2 separate regions of the Homo sapiens genome follow, and region 1 is linked to region 2. A link is a loop called in an ENCODE intact Hi-C map of the cell type or tissue named here. Cell type or tissue: heart left ventricle. All regions are shown on one strand. Each heading gives the region's core, and the rest is flanking DNA. Links, peaks and the distances in the headings are about the cores only. Region 1 overlaps APBB2 (amyloid beta precursor protein binding family B member 2). Region 2 overlaps APBB2 (amyloid beta precursor protein binding family B member 2).

Evidence for each region. A loop is a pair of places that touch in the nucleus more often than their neighbours do. Peaks named below come from ENCODE experiments on the same cell type or tissue, not always from the same donor. Only the 100,000 strongest peaks of a DNase experiment are listed, where the experiment ranks them.
Region 1: it touches region 2 in a loop (1.8-fold over the local background); 7 of 110 quality-filtered maps call a loop at or near these places.

Annotation. Positions count from the first base shown.
Region 1 is chr4:41,103,693-41,106,500 of GRCh38, forward strand. The region is part of intron 2 of APBB2 (amyloid beta precursor protein binding family B member 2); the gene reads right to left. Among named protein-coding and RNA genes, the nearest start is that of APBB2, 110 kb to the right of the region's middle. In heart left ventricle, for the core only: no CTCF peak of the experiment used is centred there; no DNase peak of the experiment used is centred there; H3K27ac peaks cover 520 bases.
Region 2 is chr4:41,048,192-41,050,999 of GRCh38, forward strand. All of the region lies in intron 4 of APBB2 (amyloid beta precursor protein binding family B member 2), which reads right to left. Among named protein-coding and RNA genes, the nearest start is that of APBB2, 160 kb to the right of the region's middle. In heart left ventricle, for the core only: no CTCF peak of the experiment used is centred there; DNase peaks (open chromatin) are centred at 590 and 1,225; H3K4me3 peaks cover 2,390 bases; H3K27ac peaks cover 2,269 bases.

The DNA.
Region 1 (2,808 bases), core at 147-2,646, 55 kb after region 2:
AGTAATTTTTACTTTCTTTATATTTTGCATTAGTGGGAACATCCTTTTTACCCCCACTTTAACGTCACATGTGAATCCAGCCAATAGAATGAAGGCTAGCCAAAAAAACAAGAACATCAGGAGCTTCCTTGTCAATCACAAGTATTAATAGGTCCAGTCATGCGGCTGGACCTCTGAAAGTGTTTTCTATCTCATAATTCAAGGACAAATACAGTCCGTCCCAATAGGGATGTTTAAAGTTTATAAACCCATTACAGAGGCCAAAATATAATTTGCTTTTACAGGCTAATACAGTCATGGATTTAGTAAAATCCAGTTGAAAGATTTTTAATTATATAATTGTATCTAAGCTGTCCTAATATCTGAAAGAAATTTCATTCTGAATAAAGAAATTGTATTCTGGATAAAGCTCCTTTCAAACAAGATCAAGATTAAACAAATACAAAGAGGGATGCATTTGGGCATGCGGATAAACTTCCAGTTTGAGGAGTTTTAAATAGCAAGTAAGAAAAGAGAGATTGGTCTTTGTAACCTCCAAAAGAACGTGGCTATATTAAAATTTTCCCAATAACAAAACTGACTTTAAATACTTGCCAAAAACAGTGACTCTTTTAGTCATGAGTGTGCTTAGTTTAATCCCACACACTGATATCACATTAAGAACTGAAGGCTGAGGATATACAGGAATCAAGGGCCAATTTGGGACAACTTGGCCACCACACATCTGAGTTCACTCACCCATGCTTGGCTAGGAGTACATTTATTTTATTTTTAATCTATTCATTTTTTTTCTTTCTAACTATTATTTTAGGTTCAGAGGCACATATGCAGGTTTGTTATCTGGATAAATTGTGTGTCGTGGGGGTTTGGTATGCAGATTATTTTGTACGCAGGTAATGAGCATAATACCCAATAGGTAGTTTTGCAATCCTCACCCTCCTCCCACCCTTGGCCCTGCCACTCTCCTCCCTCAAGTGGGTCCCAGTATCTACTGTTTCCATCTTTGTGTCCATACATACTCAATGTTTAGCTCCCACTTACAAGCGAGAATGTGTGGTATTTGGTTTTCTGTTCCTGTACTAATTCTCTTAGGATAATGGCCTCCAGCTCCATCCATGTTGCTGCAAAGGACGTGATTTAGTTCTTTTTTACGGCTGCATAGTATTCTAGTGTGTATATGTACCACATTTTCTTTCTCCAGTCCACTGTCAAGGGGCACCTGAGTTGATTCCATGTCTTTGCTATTGTGAGTAGTGCACTAGCAGCATATTTAAGTGATGTGTCCCTTTTCACTTTCAATTTAGCTTTCCTGGCATACCTGCACACCCAGTAACTACTTCATATAGGGCAGTTACTTTAATAGGACTCCCACTCTCAAGAATGTGCTGAGGATTGAAAGTCAGTGGTTGTATGTGTAGGAGAGGGTGGTAGTTTTGTTTTATAAAATTATAAAGCAGTTAACATTCAGCATACATAGCTGAATAATAACCATATCCCTGATATACAATGCATAGATGTATAGTCTATTTTTGTTTTGTTTTTTACTTCCAAAAATGCTGACACCGATGAAAAACAAAAACAAACCCTTATGTTTCAAATGTGCTTTTGTATTTTTTAGCATTTTCATATAGGTTCTCTACCAAATTACTACATGTTTTGTTTCATTTTAGCAAATAGAAAAGGCAAAATAAATATTTTAATTATGCTATTATATATAAAAATATCATGGAAGAAATATGGAGCTCCAGACAAATCAGTCAATTTAAGGTTTACAGCCTCCTCAGAGACTCTATCATTATATCAAATGCACAATGATTGTTTTGGAAATTTTGAAATTCCTGGCTTTTGTGTCCCACAAGTTGCTGCCTAAAATGCTGCGCATATGCACCTTTAATAATTAACCAAATATTGGCCAGGCGCAGTGGCTCACGCCTGTAATCCCAGCACTCTAGGAGGCCAAGGCGGGCAGATCACAAGGTCAGGAGATTGAGACCATCCTGGCTAACACAGTGAAACCCCGTCTCTACTAAAAATACAAAAAAAATTAGCCAGGTGTGGTAGCGGGCGCCTGTAGTCCCAGCTACTCAGGAGGCTGAGGCAGGAGAATGGCGTGAACCCGGGAGGCGGAGCTTGCGGTGAGCCCAGATAGCGCCACTGCACTCCAGCCTGGGCGACAGAGCGAGACCCCGTCTCAAAAAAAAAAAAAAAAGAATTAACCAACTATTATAATCAACCAGAAAATCCAGAGACTGTGTCCAATTATGAGTATTCAAAATAAAAACTATGAATCTTAATTTTTCAAAGACATGCTGAGATATACATTCACATATACATACCTTACACTGACTCTGAAAATACAGAGCAGTTAGGAACTCTTGGCATGGAAACTACACATCTTAAATTGCTTTAAGAATTAGCATATGTATAGCTCAGGGGAATAAATTATCTTACCATTAATGGATATAAAAAAGGGTAACCAATTTTCAGAGTCTACCTAGAAAACACACAGAAACTATATTCTCAGGCTCTCTAAGTCACTTCTGGGGCAGAATTCCAATGTTATCTAAGTTAATCTTTGGCACTATCTCATTTCCCTTTGTGCATTCCTCTTCAACCTCTAGCCCAAAGCCCAAAGACCTTCACTTTGGATGGCCTTCTCCCTTCATTGGTGAACATCTAAAACTCTTGATGCCACCAAGGGAATAATCTTGGGAAATGGGTGGATGAACTTAAATGATTAATGACTTTTAACTTTTTATAGATTAGGCACTTTTTTTTGTTTCTTTGTTTGTTTGTTTGTTTGAGATG
Region 2 (2,808 bases), core at 264-2,763:
TGAGCATTTCCTTTGAGAATCATGTCAGTGCTCCAAAAGTTTAAATTTTGGAGCATTTCAGATTTTGGAGTTTTGGGTTTGGGATGTTCAACTGCTAAGTATAATGCAAACACTGCAAAATCCAAAAACAAAAATATGAAATCCAAAATACTTCTGGTCGCAAACATCTTGTATAAGAGACACTCACCCCGTAACTGCTAATATATCAATCACACTATTTACCAGGCATTATGTGTTAAGACTTCATATATATTAACCACTTCAATCCTTATAACCACTCCATGGAGAGAAAACTATTATTATCCTCATTTTATAGATGTCATAACAGGCAGCAAGATAGTAAATAACTGCCACATATGTAGCAGGTGGTGAAGCTATTTTGTTTTAAACCTCTCTGAACCTCAGTTCTCTCCTCTCAAAAAATAAAAATATTCTCCCTCTCCCTATCCCTCCCCCTCCCCCTCCCTCTCCCTCCCGTCTCCCCTACGGTCTCCCTCTCCCTCTCCTTCCACGGTCTCCCTCTGATGCCGAGCGGAAGCTGGACTGTACTGCTGCCAACTCGGCTCACTGCAACCTCCCTGCCTGATTCTCCTGCCTCAGCCTGCAGAGTGCCTGCGATTGCAGGCGCGCGCTGCCACGCCGGACTAGTTTTCGTATTTTTTTGGTGGAGACAGGGTTTCGCTGTGTTGGCCGGGCTGGTCTCCAGCTCCTAACCGTGAGTGATCTACCAGCCTCGGTGCCGGGATTGCAGACGGAGTCTCGTTCACTCAGTGCTCAATGTTACCCAGGCTGGAGTGCAGTGGCGTGATCTCGGCTAGCTACAACATCCACCTCCCAGCAGCCTGCCTTGGCCTCCCAAAGTGCCGAGATTGCAGCCTCTGCCCGGCCGCCACCCCGTCTGGGAAGTGAGGAGCGTCTCTGCCTGGCCGCCCATCGTCTGAGATGTGAGGAGCCCCTCTGCCCGGCCGCCCATCGTCTGAGATGTGGGGAGCGCCTCTGCCCCGCCGCCCCGTCTGGGATGTGAGGAGCGCCTCTGCCCAGCCGCGACCCCGTCTGGGAGGTGAGGAGCGTCTCTGCCCGGCCGCCCCGTCGGAGAAGTGAGGAGCCCCTCTGCCCGGCAGCCGCCCCGTCGGAGAAGTGAGGAGCGTCTCCGACCGGCAGCCGCCCCGTCCGGGAGGTGGGGGGTCAGCCCCCGCCCAGCCAGCCCTCCCCTCCGGGAAGGAGATGGGGGACAGCCCCGCCCGGCCAGCCAACCCCTCCGCGAGGGAGGTGGGGGGCAGCCCCCGCCCGGCCAGCCGCCCCGTCCGGGAGGGAGGTGGGGGCCAGCCCCCGCCCGGCCAGCCGCCCCGTCCGGGAGGGAGGTGGGGGGCGCCTCTGCCCAACCGCCCCTTCTGGTAAGTGAGGAGCCCCTCTGCCCGGCCACCACCCCGTCTGGGAGGTGTACCCAACAGCTCATTGAGAACGGGCCATGATGACGATGGCGGTTTTGTCTAATAGAAAAGGGGGAAATGTGGGGAAAAGATACAGAAATCAGATTGTTGCTGTGTCTGTGTAGAGAGAAGTAGACATGGGAGACTCCATTTTGTTCTGTACTAAGAAAAATTCTTCTGCCTTGGGATGCCTTACCCCCAACCCGGTGCTCTCTGAAACATGTGCTATGTCCACTCAGGGTTAAATGGATTAAGGGTGGTGCAAGATGTGCTTTGTTAAACAGATGCTTGAAGGCAGCATGCTCGTTAAGAGTCATCACCACTCCCTAATCTCAAGTACCCAGGGACACAAACACTGCGGAAGGCCACAGGGTCCTCTGCCTAGGAAAACCAGAGACCTGTGTTCACTTGTTTATCTGCTGACCTTCCCTCCACTATTGTCCTATGACCCTGCCAAATCCCCCTCTGCGAGAAACACCCAAGAATGATCAATAAAAAAAAATAAAAATAAAAATAAAAATATTTACCTCACATGGTTACTATGTAGAAATGGAATAAACATACAAAAAGCAATTTAATATAGCACTTAGATTCTCCCTCCCTCCTAGTATTTCTGGGATCATTCCAAGGTACAATACAGAAACTTTTAATTAGACAGGAACAAGGAGATAAGAGAGATGCTTAGAATTCCTTCACATATGCTGCCTCATTTGTGTGTCACAACACCCTTTGGGAAAGAAGTAAATATCACCATCCCCATTTTACAGATGAGAGATTAGGGAACTGGCACACGCATGGACATTCTGCTGGTGACTGAAGTAGGATTCAAATTCACACATGCATATTGTTTTTCCAGAGGGTTTTAAGGGGTTGGAGGACAGGGGTAGCCAAGACTTCTAGTTCCCTTCATCTTTCCTATGTAGCCATTCCTACAAATTCCACACGTCACCTGCAAGTTGCCAATGTTACCTTTCCCTGGAAAATCAAGCCTGAAAACCATAGTCGAAGATAAAAATAGGTACAGTCACAGTTACTAACCATGCACAATTAGCAACTCTTCTAATAAGAAATAAGGAAGAGGGAGGGAGAAGGAATGGAAGGAGAAGAGGAAGGAAAGAGAAAGGGAGAAATGGTCATGAAACAGAAGTCCAAATTGTCAAGCTCTACGTTCTCTCATCCACGTCAGGATTTTTTTCCACAAAGGTATCAGCTACTTATCCTGGAACAACCTGCTGTTCCTTCTCAGCCCTTCAGCTGGGACCTGCATTTAGAAGCCTCCAAGAAGACATACCTGGCCAGGGTCACATTTCTCAGAAAGGCGGCAGCAGGAAGAGTTGAGCCCGGAGGCCACCACCAGGAACAGGGTGTTTCCCTCGAC